Regions from separate parts of the Homo sapiens genome. Here region 2 is linked to region 1. The links are chromatin contacts, found by Hi-C or POLR2A ChIA-PET in ENCODE. All regions are on one chromosome and are shown on one strand. Each heading gives the region's core, a stretch centred on a gene start or an enhancer-like site at or near the end of the contact. The rest is flanking DNA. Distances are from core to core; before and after follow the strand shown. Region 1 holds the start of KCNMB3 (potassium calcium-activated channel subfamily M regulatory beta subunit 3). Region 2 overlaps PIK3CA (phosphatidylinositol-4,5-bisphosphate 3-kinase catalytic subunit alpha).

Evidence for each region. Hi-C counts contacts between places; a loop is a spot of excess contacts on that map. ChIA-PET counts read pairs that join two places held with the same protein, here RNA polymerase II (POLR2A). Pooled maps may share reads with other maps.
Region 2: a map of endothelial cell of hepatic sinusoid shows a loop between it and region 1 (4-fold over the local background). The contact joins the enhancer-like site here to the promoter of KCNMB3 in region 1. A Hi-C loop is called at or near these places in 1 of 168 maps with a recorded cell type or tissue (endothelial cell of hepatic sinusoid), 5 of 37 single-sample maps with no recorded cell type and 9 of 50 pooled maps. POLR2A ChIA-PET finds 5 or more read pairs at or near these places in 5 of 52 experiments (CD4-positive, alpha-beta T cell, WTC11, activated B cell and 2 more).

What each region holds. Positions count from the first base shown.
Region 1 is chr3:179,247,569-179,255,295 of GRCh38, reverse strand. KCNMB3 (potassium calcium-activated channel subfamily M regulatory beta subunit 3) reads left to right here and starts at 4,182. Exons shown (of 3, transcript NM_171830.2): 1 at 4,182-4,553. The coding sequence starts at 4,306.
Region 2 is chr3:179,179,470-179,187,081 of GRCh38, reverse strand. The region is part of intron 1 of PIK3CA (phosphatidylinositol-4,5-bisphosphate 3-kinase catalytic subunit alpha); the gene reads right to left. Among named protein-coding and RNA genes, the nearest start is that of PIK3CA, 35 kb to the right of the region's middle. Within about 2 kb of position 4,666, at least 5 of the 41 ENCODE cell types and tissues checked have a DNase peak (open chromatin) inside an H3K27ac peak, as active enhancers do.

The sequences.
Region 1 (7,727 bases), core at 2,933-5,432:
CAAATATCTGAAATTTTTCGTGGATCTCATTTTGTGGTCTATTTTTTTTGCACTCAAACGCCTTGATTTCCTGTGTGTTTTATGACTTTTATTTTATTTTTTATTATGTATTTATTTATTCATTTTTTTTTGAGATAGAGTCTTGCTCTGTTGCCCAGACTGAAGTGCAGTGGCACGATCTCAGCTCACTGCAACATCCACCTTCTGGGTTCAAGTGATTGTCCCACCTCAGCCTCCCGAGTAGCTGGGATTACAGGTGCCTGCCACTACACCTGGCTAATTTTTGTATTTTTAATAGAGACAGGGCTTAGCCATGTTGGCCGGGCTCGTCTCAAACTCCTGACCTCAGGTGATCCACCTGCCTTAGCCTCTGAAAGTGCTGGGATTATAGCCATGAACTACCTCGCCTGGCTGTTGTGTGTTTTATGACTTCTAAATGAGTGCATATACTCCTTGGACATTTATATACGTCTTCTTTTTTTATTTTATTTTATTTGAGACGAGTCTTGCTCTGTCGCTAGGCTGGAGTGCAGTGGCGCAATCTTGGCTCACTGCAACCTCCGACTCCTTGTTCAAAGGATTCTCCTGCCGCAGCAGCTAGAATTACAGGCACGTGCCACCACGCCCAGCTAATTTTTTGTGTTTTTAGTAGAGATAGGGTTTCTCACCATGTAGGCCAGGATGGTCTCGATCTCCTGACTTCATGATTCGCCCACCTCGACCTCCAAAAGTGCTGGGATTACAGGCGTGAGCCATTGCGCCTGGCCTATAGAATTCTTTTAAGGCCTAAGTTAAATGTGTGTGCCTACAGAGAACATACGTATTTAAATTTGCCAGGTTGCAGAGGGCACTACCTACTTAAACAACATTACACGAAATTCTTAGCTTGAGATTTTTGTATTACCCAGGTAGTATGAATTCAGGCTGTAAACTCCCTTGAGGATCCCCTTGAGGATTATCTAAAATTTCAGGGGAGATTGTAGTTTTCCTCTTTTAGTCAGTGTTAAGGTTTGAGAAAGGCATTTTCCTTGCCATTTCCTATGGAGTGGTACGGTGTGGGTGAAGGGAGAGGGGCTATTTCCAGTTCAACCTGACACTGACTTTTAAGTCCTTTGGGGTCCCAGCTCTAGTTGGATGGTATATTAAACTACATACCTCGGATAGACCCTGGACATTGTCTCCTGTCCCTGTGACCCTATAAACTGTGAAACAAAAGCTCAAGTTCACCAAGTTCCGCAAATGCCCTCAAGTTAAAACTTGACTTCTGTCCACCTTCCTTTCTGGGTTCCTACTTTCACATAGTTTTTGTCTTTTGAGTATTTCCAATTCTTTTTAAGCTTTGGCCAGAAGTTTTAGTTGTCTGTAGTTAGAGTGGGTGTCTAGTGTACCATACCACTGAAACAGAAGCCTGTTACTTTTACAATAATAAAAACATATCTATGTGGGCTTTTTAAAAAAATTTTTAAATTTATTTATTTACTTTTTTTTTTGAGATGGAGTCTCACTCTGTCGCCCAGGCTGGAGTGCAGTGGCATGATCTTGGCTCACTGCAACCTCTGCCACCCGGGTTCAAGCGATTTTCCTGCCTCAGCCTCCTGAGAAGCTGTGATTACAGGCGCATGCCACCGTGCCTGGCTAAATTTTGTATTTTTAGGAGAGACAGGGTTTCACCATGTTGGTCAGGCTGGTCTCAAACTCCTGAGCTCAGGTGATCTGCCCACCTTGGCCTCCCAAAGTGCTGGGATTACAAGCATGAGCCACTGCACCTGGCCAAACCTATCTATGTTTTAGTTTTTTATGATTATTTTATATTATCCCTTCCCCACACATGAAATAACTTCTTTCCAAGTGACTTATGAAGTTGTCAACTTTTCATAAAGCCTTGGAACAAAGTGGGCAGAAAAATTATAAATAAAAAGTCTTGTCTAGGACAGTACAGGTCTGTCTTATTCCTAAATTAGATCAGAATCGGGTTATGCCGGTTTTTTATAACATACCATTATAATTGGGTATGTTAAAGAATGTATTAGAGATGCATTAGAAGAGCGACCTCATTATAAGCCTCTTCACCCATGGATTCCAAGGATATCTTACAATAAACCTCTGGGATACCTTACGCTACAGAGCAACTAAAGTCCAGCTTTAGAGCACAAGGGAAAATGCAGGATATTGGGTCCTGGAAACTACAAAAACCATCAAACTCTACTTTAGGGCTAAAACTTTCTTTTAATCAATCTGTCATATTTATTGATAAATTAGAAAATGTGGCTGGGTGCAGTGGCTCACACCTGTAATCCTAGCAGTTTGGGAGGCCGAGGTGGGTGGATCACGAGGTCAGGAGATGGAGACCATTCTGGCTAACACAGTGAAACCCCGTCTCTACTAAAAATACAAAAATTAGCCGGGCGTGGTGGTGGGCGCCTGTAGTCCCAGCTACTCAGGAGGCGGAGGCAGGAGAATGGCTTGAACCCGGGAGACGGAGGTTGCAGTGAGCCGAGATTGCCCCACTGCACTCCAGCCTGGGTGACAGAGGGAGACTCCATCTCAAAAAAAAAAAAAAAAAAGTACAGGTTCAAATTTCATTAAATTTTTTTTCCATGCCCCTTCTCTGGTGGTAGGATGATAGGGGATGAGTAAAATATCAAAGACAACTAAAAATTCCTAAACTAGATCCTCGGGTCCCAAAGAAGTGTTAACCATGGAGTGCCCCACCTTCTGAGGTTGGTGCTTCCTGGCACAGGCTCTTGGAACATTCTGGATTGTCTGACATTCCTTTTACTCGCTTTAGAACCTAAAGATGTTGCTGGGGGAAAAGGGAGCTAGGGAGAGGGAAGGGGAAGGATGTGGGATAAGGCATAAACTATGCTTGTGGGAAAAAAACAACCAGTAATTTCCTTGATGGGGTTTTTGCTTGACTTTAAAATGCAGTAAGCTTTTAGGAAGCTTGATGGAGCCTGTGTTTCTACCATTAGTGCTGCATTTGTTTGGCTTAAGATTTCATTAAGCTTCTTAAAATGGAGATACTTCTGGAACTCAAATGGCTACTGAGCAGGGAATGGCAAATCAGTGACACTGTAGGAAGTGGAGGGATTTTGGCAAACTAGAGAACACACCTTCCACAGGGGCAGCCACTGCTCTGCTGGGCCCGCTGTTCATCTGCAGGGACGTGCATCTTGGGATTATTTCCAAAGTCAGAACTCAGCATTTTTATGAGAAATGTCATGATTTTTAAGGTCTTAACAAGTTATCCCACATTAAAAAAATAATAATAAACCAGGCCGGGTGCAGTGGCTCACGCCTGTAATCCCAACATTTTGGGAGGCTGAGGTGGGTGGATCATGAGGTCAGGCGTTCGAGACCATTATGGCCAACATGGTGAAACACTGTCTCTACTTAAAATACAAAAATTAGCTGGGCATGGTGGCCGGCGCCTGTAATCCCAGCTACTAGGGAGGCTGAGGCAGGAGAATCGCTTGAACCTGGGAGGCGGAGGAGGTTGCAGTGAACTGAGATCGTACCCAGCCTGGGCAACAGTGCGAGGTTCCGTCTCAAAAAAAACCAAAAAACACAAAAACAAAAAACGACAGAGAAGGCCAAACAAAACACATCTGTGGGCTGGATGCCGCCATGCCCACCGGTTTGCGACCTTTGTGTTGGACTCTTCTGTTCACCAGACACCCTGCCCTGCGAGAATGTATCTCATCCTTTGCTGGAGCAGGTTTGCAGGCACAGTGGAGAGAGGAGAGAAGAAATGAAGGGACACTTATGCAGAACCATGAGTGGCCAGAGAGGAGGAGAAGGAGGGTGAGAGGAGCAAAGAAGCCATGACAACTTCATAATTCTGAGTGGACTGGGCAGTGGCCAGAAATTCTGGTGGTGGATATGCTGCCTTTCCAACAGGTGAATATGAAAGAATAAGTCAAACCCTGTTCAGGACGCTGTTAATTCCAAATGTGAACTTTTTGAGTCATTCTTTCCATGTGGAATTCAAAGGAGAATGTAAACAAATTTTCAGGAGGGACGTGCAATATCCCTGAAAGATAACAAAGTTCGTAACACTTATTTACATACAACATTCTCTAGTTATTGATTAAACAGATCTCTACAGACTTGCATGAGGCAACATTTCTTAGGCTTGTTTGCTACAATATCTTTAAAAATACTTGATTACACATCACTTTAGCTTATTTAGATGGACTTTTCACCAAGCTCTGAACTGGGATTTCATTTTGTTGCATTCATCCTGCTCACGAGACACAGGTAGGCAGCAAATGAGATTATCCCTCCAGTCCCCATGGATTGGAAATGTTCCCCCTTCTTTATGAGCTCACTGCAGTATCTCCTTCTCCCTTTCCCCAAAGGACAGCCTTTCCTGCCTCAGGGAAGAAGAGAGAGACAGACTACAGTGATGGAGACCCACTAGATGTGCACAAGAGGCTGCCATCCAGTGCTGGAGAGGACCGAGCCGTGATGCTGGGGTTTGCCATGATGGGCTTCTCAGTCCTAATGTTCTTCTTGCTCGGAACAACCATTCTAAAGCCTTTTATGCTCAGGTAAGAAACAGAGGAAGGAAATCTAGAGTTTCCAATTCAGATAAGATCCAGGCACAGCGGTAAAGGAGGAGAGGCTGGCTTTGGTTTCTCAATCTGTGACTCTCTGCCATGGTCTAGAAAAAGAAAAATACAATTCCTCTTCCGCTGTCAGTGCTGGGGGCAGCTGGGTGTGGAGGAAGAGGTGGCGAGAAGGTCAAAGATATTTCCCTGCACTGCCTCCTCCCATCTCATAATCTATATATACCTCCAAACACGTAATCCACAAATTATAGTTTCTTCATTTAGGTCATAAATCCTCCCCTTAAAATGTTGGTATTCCAAGAGAGAGTTAAACCTTGTATGTGAGCACAATAAAAGTTTTTTGAGTCTGAATTTTTTGAGTTTGACAGTGTCTACCTGGCACATAGTAGTTGCTCAATACATATTAGTTTCCTTCCTTTTAATTAGGTTCTTTATTCAATATATGTAGTGATACAGTTGACCTTTGAACAACATGGGTTTGAACTTCGGGAATCCACTTATAAATGGATTTTCTTCTGTGCCTGCCACCCCTGAGACAGTAAGATCAATCCCTCCTCTTTCTCCTCCTCCTCAGCCTACTCAACATGAAGAGGACAGGGAGAGGACCTTTATGATGATCCACTTCCATTTAGTAAATAGTAAACATGTTTTCTCTTCCTTATGATTTTTTTTCTTCAATTTTTGTTTTAAGTTCCGGGGTACATGTACAGAATGTGCAGGTTTGTTACAAAGGTAAACGTGTGCCATGGTGGTTTGCAGCACAGATCAACCCATCACCTGGGTATTAAGCCCAGCATGCATTAGCTATTCTTCCTGATGCTCTCCCTCCCCCTACTCCACTGAGAGGCCCCAGTGTGTGTTGCTCCCCTCTAGGTGTCCATGTGTTCTCATCATTCAGCTCCCACTTTTAAGTGAGAACATTCAGTGTTTGGTTCTCTGTTTCTGCATTAGTTTGCTGAGGATAATGGCTTCCAGCTTCATTTCATCTATGTCCCCGCAAATGACATGATCTTGTTCTTCCTTATGATTTTCTTTCCTTTTCTTTTTTCTGAGACGGAGTCTTGCTCTGTCGCCAGGCTGGAGTGCAGTGGCACGATCTTGGCTCACTGCAACCTCTGCCTCCCGAATTCAAGCAGTTCTCCTGCCTCAGCCTCCTGAGTAGCTGGGATTACAGGCGCCTGCCACCATGCCCACTAATTTTTGTATTTTTAGTAGAGATGGGGTTTCACCATGTTGGCCAGGCTGGTCTTGAACTCCTGACCTTTGAACTCCTGACCCTGTGATCTGCCCGCCTTGGCCTCCCAAAGTGCTGGGATTACAGGCGTGAGCCACCATGCCTGGCCATGATTTTCTTAATAACATTTTCTTTTCTCTAGCTTATTTATTTATTTTTTTAAGAGAAGGGGTTGGGCCAGGCGCGGTGGCTCACGCCTGTAATCCCAGCACTTTGGGAGGCCGAGATGGGTGGATCACGAGGTCAGGAGATCGAGACCATCCTGGCTAACATGCTGAAACCCCGTCTCTACTAAAAATACAAAAAAATTAGCTGGGCACGGTGGCGGGCACCTGTAGTCCCAGCTACTCAGGAGGCTGAGGCAGGAGAATGGTGTGAACCCAGGAGGTGGAGCTTGCAGTGAGCCGAGATTGCGCCATTGCACTCCAGCCTGGGTGACTGAGCGAGACTCTGTCTCAAAAAAAAAAAAAAAAAAAAAAAGAGACGGGGTCTTGCTCTGTGACACTGGAGTGCAGTGGTGTGATCACAGCTCATTGCAGTCTTGAACTCCTGGGCTCAAGCAGTCCTCCCACCTCAGCTTCCTGAGTCAGTGGGATTACAGGCATAAGCTACTGTGCCTGGCTATTCTAGCTTATTTTATTGTAAGAATTCAGTATATAATACATATAAACATACAAAATATGTCTTAATCAACTGTTTATTGGTAAGGCTTCCAGTCAACAGTAGGCTATTAGTAGTTAAGTTTTTTTTTTTTTTTTTTGAAGCAGGGTGTCACTCTGTCACCCAGGCTGAAGTGCAGTGGTTCAATCATGGCTCACTGCAGCTTCGACCTCCTGGGCTCAGGCGATCCTCCTGCCTCAGCCTCCCAAGTAGCTGGGACCACAGGTGTGTGCCACCATACTTGGCTAATTTTTAAATTGTTGGTAGAGATGGGATCCCCCTATGTTGCCCAGGCTGGTCGTGAACTCCTAAGCTCAAGTCATCCTTCTACCTTGGTCTCCCAAAGTGCTGGGATTACAGGCATGAGCCACCATGCCTGACCAGTAGTTAAATTTTTGAGGAGTCAAAAGTTATATGCAAATTTTCGACTGCAGGTTTGGGGGTGTGGTGTTGGCATCCCTAACCCCTGAATTGTTCAAGGGTCAACTTTAGTTGCTACTTATTAAGTATATGCTGTATGCTCAATACATACTATATTTTATCCTACTTAAACCTACAGCAGCCCATGATGGAAGTGTTATTTTAGTTTTCATTTTATAAATGAGAAAGCTGAGGCTCAGAAAGGCCAAGTAACTTGCCCAAGTTCACATAGCCGGTAAATAATATGCCTGTCATTCTGACGTAAGACTTGCTTCTTAATACCTAAATGATGTTTGCTGAAATGAGGGGAATGGGGGTTCTGATTAGGGAAGGGGAGGGGCTATTTAATTTTGTAGGATGGCCCACACAACATGTGGTACTCTGGGGCCAGGTCAGTTCAGGGTAAAAGGAAGGCAAGGGGTGCTTTTTGGACATTGCTTTATTTTTGGACAGCCCTTTTTTTTTTGGACAGCCAAAGAGCAACAGGAGGCCCAGGGGGAGTGGAAGAGGAAGGCCTAGGAGTTCAGTGAGGGAAAGGGGTCATAAAAAAGGAAGAGAGTGGCCTACTTCTGTTATTTATGATTCATCTCCTGCCATTCCTAGGTTACCATTGTTAGGGGAAAGATGTAGAAGTCACCATTTACTATAGCACACAGTGCCACTGTTGGAAGAATTCCAGAAGAAGCTTCTCTCTGGTATTAGCACCAGGAGAAGCTGTGCTGCTCCTGATCAACCAGCTTACTTTCATTTAATGGACGCCAGGAGTCTTGTATCTGGTTGTGTTTCCTTCATTGCTTTGGCTGCTAGGAAACCCAGAGGCAACTTTGTAGCTCGGTTCT
Region 2 (7,612 bases), core at 3,417-5,916, 69 kb after region 1:
GTTATCATATAGAGGGTAATTTTTTAAATTAGGAAAAAAAAAACACTTCCCTTATAAAATGACTAAAAAATAGCATCTTTTGCATAAAGAGAGAAACAATCCTAAGGTATTTAAGTTTGCCAGCTGTATATCCATTTCAGGACCAACTGTATATACTGAAGACAGTGAAAATAGAAGTCTATGCACCTGGTTGCCTCAATGAAAATTTAACCAATGAGATCAATGAAGAGACCAACTTAGCAAGGAATCATGGTCTAATATAAAGGAAATGCAAAATACGGAAGGGTTCTTGAAATGTTACTGCGATTTCCTACTAAGCAAACATTTCAGCTCCTGTGGAACTCTAAGAGAAAAGGTCCTGATGGTTTAACTCTTTACAACAAGTTTATAACCAAACCTATATTGATGATAACCAAAAAAAATAGGGCTCATTGTCCTTCGTAATTCCCATTTACAAATGACTCACATCCCACATACTTCAGGAAGAAAATCCCTTTGTGACTTGGAACTTCAAAGATGATGCTAACCACACATTGTTCCATTCTTGATTGATGGATTTATTAAAGAAAAAAGTATAAAAGGGCTCTACTTTTCAACTTAAAGTCAATGTTAAAACCACCTCTCCTCTCTTTTTCTTCAAAAAGCCCAGGGCTTCACGAAAAGTAACTTCACTCTTTCTTGCCATAATGAAGCTAACACCATTCTGGACTTGGCTGACTTATAAAATAGTTGTTTCCTGGCTTCTTGTGAGCTAAAGAAAGAAACAAAAGGGTACATTATCCAGGGCTCAGCTTGTTGAGTTCATTAAGAGTTTAAGAATATCTAGATTAACATCTTAATTAAATTAAGAACATCTATGTGATATTGTGAAATACATATTTAGTCTCTGTCCTCTCTCCTGGCACACAGCTCCTAAATTCCTTGGAATCTCCAAAGTGGTAAGGGTCTTTCTGTATGCTAATGAGTTGACTGGTGGCTGGCAGCCCCTAGGTTGCTTCAGGATGAGGGCTGGTCACCAGAAAAACCAAGGCAAGATTAAAGAACTGGGGCTTTTAGTCCTACCCCTACCTCCACCCCCTACCCACCTCCTCAGAGGAGAGAGGGGCTGAAGGTTAAGCTGATCACCAATGGCCAATTATTTAATCAATCATGCTACTTAATGAAGTTTCCATAAAAATCCAAAAAGGACTGAGTTCGAGGACCTTCTGGATAGCTGAACAAGTGGAGGTTCCTGGAAGGTGGTGTGTCCACAGAGGGCACAGAAGCTCCACACCCCTTCCCACAAGCCCTGCCCTATGCATCTTCTTCATCTATATCCTTTGTAGTATTCTTTATAATAAACCGAGAAATGTATTTCCCTGAGTTCTATGAGCTGCTCTATCAAATTAATCAAACCCAAGGAGGGGGTCATGGGAACGCTGATTTATAGCCAGTCAGTCAGAAGCACAAGTAAAACAACCTGAAGCTTATGACTGCCATTGGAAATGGATGGCAGTCTTGTGACTGAGCCCTCAATCTATGGGATCTGATGCTATCTCTAGGCAGATAGTGTCAGAACTGAATTGAATTACAGGATACTCAACTGCTGTCTATTGAAGAATCTGCGGCAGAATCAACTGACTGATTGTTGGTGGGGAGAAATCCCCATATACTTCTTGGCGACCAGCAGTTACAGAAGTCTTCTGTGTTGATTATTGTAGTGTGAGAGCAGAGGAAAAATGGTTTATTTCTACAGAATCTAGAAAAAGGTAATATTAGCAATATGTCTTTCAAATCACTTGACCTGATTCTTTTAAAGATCTGTAAGAAGCTGAAGGCAAGATGTTTCTGTAAGTCATCAGGGATTAGAACTTCTCCCCCCTGAAGTTTATCAAATGGCTTCTGCTCTTTTGTTTTTATGTTTCTTTCTAGTATAGCTCAATGACTTAATAGGCCTTTCTGTGGCTCTGAACACCTCAACAACTTTCTTTCAAGTCTTTCCACTACTATGGGTGAGAGTGGATAACTTCTTGGAAAACAGTTGCTACACACTGTTCCCACAGTCTTTCTTCATCAAAAATCAACGGCTAGCTTATTTCCTTATATCATGGGGTGAGGACATAATTTAGTCACCATAGGGACTTGTATTCAAGTACTATCCCTTCTAGTGATACTCTTTAGTATTTAGATAAATTAAAACTTGCCTGCATCTCACTGATTAGCCCTATTGTCTTGAGAATGAAGAAGAGATGAGTCTTTCATACCAAACTTTTAAAGTGCTGCCATCATAAAGTGAAACTTGGGTTAGCTACAGGTTTCTTGGTAGAACCAATTGTTCTATCTTCCTTAAATATAACAGTCGGTATCCACAGAGGGGAAAAAATCCCCACCAAAATGCCTAAACAGAAGATTTTCAGTCTAGGCTGGTCCAATAAATAAAGCTATCAACTTTGGGGACACCAGCAGATACAATATATTCACCTAATTGCATCCACATATGTTTCACAGAAGGTCTTTTTGCTTTGGACTATTATTTTCATTTTTGACCAATTCAACATTCCAAACTTAACAGATTTATCTGTACTGTCTGTCAGAAGGCCAAAGTGATCTGGAGGGGAGAGAACCAGGGACTAATGATAAAGCTTCATCATGGTCTACTGTCTTCTGTAGAGTTCTCTATTTCCTGAGACCAAGTGTCATAAAACTGTAGCTATGGTGTCTGTTGACTATGATTACATACTCCCAGGCACAAATAATAAGCAAAGCAGATATTAGTATGTCATTGTCCTAGCTGGCTGTTGCAAGGACAATATTTTCAAAATCAAATGACACTGTCTGGACTGTGCTGCTGTGATCGTGGTGGTGATTCTGCCAATACTTATAGGCTAAGGAGAAGGTGTAAATGGACTCCACCAATTTGCTTTGCAGCAGGAAAACAGCCTGCTGGTAAGTGAATCAAATAAAAAGATTAGCTTAAAAATATGGAATACTTCTTGAATGTGTCTATCAATTTTGCACAGGGAGGGGCAATGCTCGTCTTCTGTCGTCCTCCTAATTTTAGTAGTATGTGCTGTGAAAATAGGCACTAGCCAATAATCTTCTACCAAAAATACTAGAAGGACCTTGCTTTTAGTTTAATTCCTGCCAAGACACAGGCCCTAATGGCTTCCATTACATAATTATGCATCAGTTAACACAGTGTCATAAAACATATTTTAGTTCCCAAAGTATTTAATATACAACAAGGATTAGACACTGGAAAAAGTCTGGCTCTAGATGTACTGAGTATCCTTGTTTGCCATATAAATACTTAGGTCCCTGACATTTTTGTCTAGTTATTTATCTATCCTTGCTATTATCTTTTTGTCCACATCACAACCTCAGCCTATGTCCTTGGACTGATTTCCTTTCTTAGGAGCTATTATAGTAATCTCTTATTCTTTCCTCTTATACCATATTGATATATTATTGGTATTCTTACAAATAGATATAAAGCACAGAATGTATAGTGCACTGAAATTTTATTGCACTTAAGGTGATCACTTAATGTCTATTCTTAACCTGCTCATTTCAAATGCCAAATTTATTGGTCAAAACAACTTTTTCCTGGCTCTACATAAATTAATCAGATAAATCCATAAACAGCTTCTTGCAAAAATAATACATTTTCTTCCAACTATACTCTAATGAACGTAAGATATTGTATTTTTTTAAGTGAATACACCCCAAGTCTATCTGGGATGTTACGACATTGGATGAAAGACATGATATACAGTAAAAATTTGATTTAAATAACAATGCTTTTTCCATGATAAAGACCAAACAATAACTTTATATCCTGATGTAATTGGTTGCCATCTGCCCCATTTTCTGGCAATAACAAAATATCCTAGTATTATGTTAGTAATAATGAAAATGTCCATTGCAAGCAATTATTGACTAATAGTGATTTATCATCCTTCAGTATTTGATCTCTGGCAAAAGGGCTATTTCACAACAGGAAAGCTTGAAGTAATAACTTTGGCAAGCAAAGAAACTCAGATCTCCCAGAAGTGCAATCAGAGAGAGGGTAGCTTAATTTCAGCACAAGTGTCACCTAGCTAAGATGTGAAGACAAGTTCTATGAATGAAAGCAACAACAATGTGAAGTCATGTAAGCACAGATTTCTAAAAAATCCATCTTTTCGATAATACAATACAGCCAAAATACTTCAATGGTGGGAGAGAAATATTAGTAAGTGGTCTTTATTTTCCCTTTCAAGCATTTACTATTTATTTATACTTATGTACAGTTCAATGTACCAAGTATCTTGGAAATTATAATTACTATACCTTAAAAAGCAAGCAATGAGAATGACAAACTGAAATGGGTATAACTGTGTAAAAGCAGCAACATACATGATCAGTGAGTAGAATATTACCCTTTTTTTTTGAGACAGGGTCTCTCTCAGTTATCCAGGCTGGAGTACAGTGCTACGAACACGGCTCACTACAGCCCCAACCCCAGGCTCAAGCAATTCTCCTGCCTCAGCTTCACGAGTAGCTAGGAACTAGGACTACCTGTGTGTGCTACCATGCCCAGCTAAATTTTTTTTAATGCAGAGATGGGGTCTCGCCATGTTGCCCAGGCTGATCTTGAACTCCTGGGCTCTGGTGATCTTTCTGCCTCTGACTTTCAAAGTGCTGGGATTAGAGGCATGAGTCATAGCACCCAGCCAATACTGCCACTCTTATTCACTGATGCTCTGTATGACATTAGTTAACCACCCAAGGCATGCAGTTAAACAATAAATTACTTACAATGATTTAATACATTAAAATGCTTCTTTATAAAGCTTATCAACTGACAAAAACTTTTAAACTGGCTATTTAACATAAGTCATTAAAAGCTGTCAATTATTCCAAACAACTGCTTCACATGTTATGATTCATGAGCTAACTTCTGCTGACATTAAAATAAAGGCACAGAGGAAGACGTAAGAAAGTTTGAAAAAGGGAACTTTAAGATCTAAAACTTTAAGCCGTCACTAGGGAGTAAAGAGGTAATTCAGGAAAGGGAACGACTGAAGAGATTAAAGTGAAGAGAAATGGGAAAGTTTTTAGGTTGGACAGAGATACCGTAAAGGACAACTCTTTTGTGTATGTGCCCAATAATTATAATTACAGAGATAAATATGTGATGGAGTATCCTGACATGGTAAAAATTCAGAGTGAGAGCATCTAGTACTATGGTATATAAAGAAGACATTCAAACCTCTATTTCTTAAATTACAAGACTTTAAAGGTTAAAATAAAACTAGAATATAATCTTTGAACTTCACCTAGCTGATACTCTTTTGATAGGTGCTTTATGGTGTATGTGACTATGATTTAGTAGACTTATACTAATTTTGAGGAACATAAGGAAAAAAGGCAGAGAAAATATGTTTAATTATCTCCACTGTCAATATTGGAAGTTAGAAATTTAACTTCTGACATAAACCCCTCAAAATAATGAAGTATTAAAAAAATAAAATTATGGGTCCTATTTCTATTGCATAATTCACAGAATTAAAACAATTAGTTAATTTGTTTAAAAAATCTACTTTCCCATCTAGAATCAGCTAATTAAGATGTGCTTGGTTTCTTTGTTACAACTGGGTTTATAATACTAGTGTTCTTACCCATCACTAGTCTACTCACAATAGTATCATTAGCACTAAGATCTAAATAACAGTGCCGTATTTATGACTGCACTTTAGTTTCCACAAAAGCAAAATTCTGAGAACAGCATGAGTCATTATCCCTAGGGTAAAAAAAAAATAATGTTTCTTTGGTCAGAATATGAAACTTATTGCTGATACCAGTAATTTAGTCTAGAAATTCCTTTTCTGAATAAAAGGAACAGAATGTTTCTTTTCTCTATTCACACACTCCAAAACTAACAGAACTGTCCATCTGTCTGCTTTTACTACTCTCCATATCTGGTGTGTGGTGACAGAAAAACAACCTTTAATCTAGCTATTTTCAGTACTGCTCTTTTGTTCTTCTGTTCTCTCAGTTTGTCTTTTTGCCAGGACAAAACACACAAATACACACACATAGAGACACACACACTCTCTCCGACCTTTCTCTTCCTAGTGGGGTATTTATGACAAAATCATGCATTAATACACAGAGAACATTCTAAACATGGATATGTATATCCATAATGTTAAATGTTAAACAGTTCTCAGGTTCACATTTTATATTTCATCTTAAAACATCTTCATTAATTAAAAGTTACAAAGGTAAAGAAATACTGATGTTATTATTTAATTAAAGTGTGTCCCCCCAAATTTCCTCAATAGAATGTTGAAATGATCTCTGTTGTTTTTATGGCCTCCTTTAATTGTTTCATTTGTTGGTACCTCTTACTCTGCTCATTATTCAAATGTGGAATACATTCTTCATGACATCACCACTTTCTCAATCTCCAAGGTTAAAACATTTGGTGCTTTCAACTCCTCTCTTGCATGACATCACTTCCACCCCTTAAATTACCCTCAAATTCATCACCTTTTTTTTTCAATCTTCTCTATCACTATTAGACCCTAAAAGAGTTCTCATATGCAGGACTGATCTGTCTCTAATTCAACAAGCATTCATTAAGCAATTACCTTCTATTAAGACACTAGCAGCTGAAGCAAAGGGATGGGTGATGGAAAGGAAAGGAGGAGAAAAACACTCATACAAGTATATAAATGAAGTATATAAATGAGGTTGAAAAGACCTTATTATCTAACAATCTACAAGGCAGAACGTGGTAATTTTAGGAGAAAGTGGGCCTGATTTCTGACAGGTACAGAATGAGAAGAGTGCAACAGGTTAAGTAGACAGTATGAACTAAGACAAGAGGCCCTGAAAGCACAAAGTATCCAATTTCTCCCCACCCACTTCATTATCTACAGTGTCACTAGAATTGGCTATCTAAAAACATATATCTAATTACACCATTACTCAATTAAGACAATATTGTGGATCTCTAGTAACTATGCAATACAGCCTTGACTCAAGCCTCAAACATTACAACTGTGCTCTTCTCTTATTTTTCCCACACTCCAAGCTCTAATCTTACTAGATCAATCTTTTCCCTTTACAGTTTTTTGCCTTTGTAAATATGCTCCATAATCTTTTACCTCATATTCACATTTATTGCCATTTTAATCATACTCATCCTTTAAATTCAGCCCAAGTAGCTTCTGTAAAGTCCCTTCACAGTCTTATTAAACTTGGCTGATAATTCCAGATGAACTTTTGAATATTTTGCTAAATTCAAAAACAAAAATCAAGGCAAAACTTCTTGTTATTTTGAGAACAGGGAGAACTGACATCTTTACAAGATGTTTTTCCTATCCAAATATGTATTTGGATAGGAATGTCATTGGATTTCAATGTTTCTCAGTAGTTAATTTTTCAAATTGAACTATAGTTAACATACAACGAACTCTGCACATCTTAAGCATTAAGTTTGATGACTTTTGACAACTTCTTACACCCACGTAACCACTGCACAAAACAAGATATATAATATACATTTCTATTATCCTAGAACATTCTGTCATGCTCTTTTCCAATTAATTTCTCTCTCTGCCCCCAGGCAATCACATTTTGG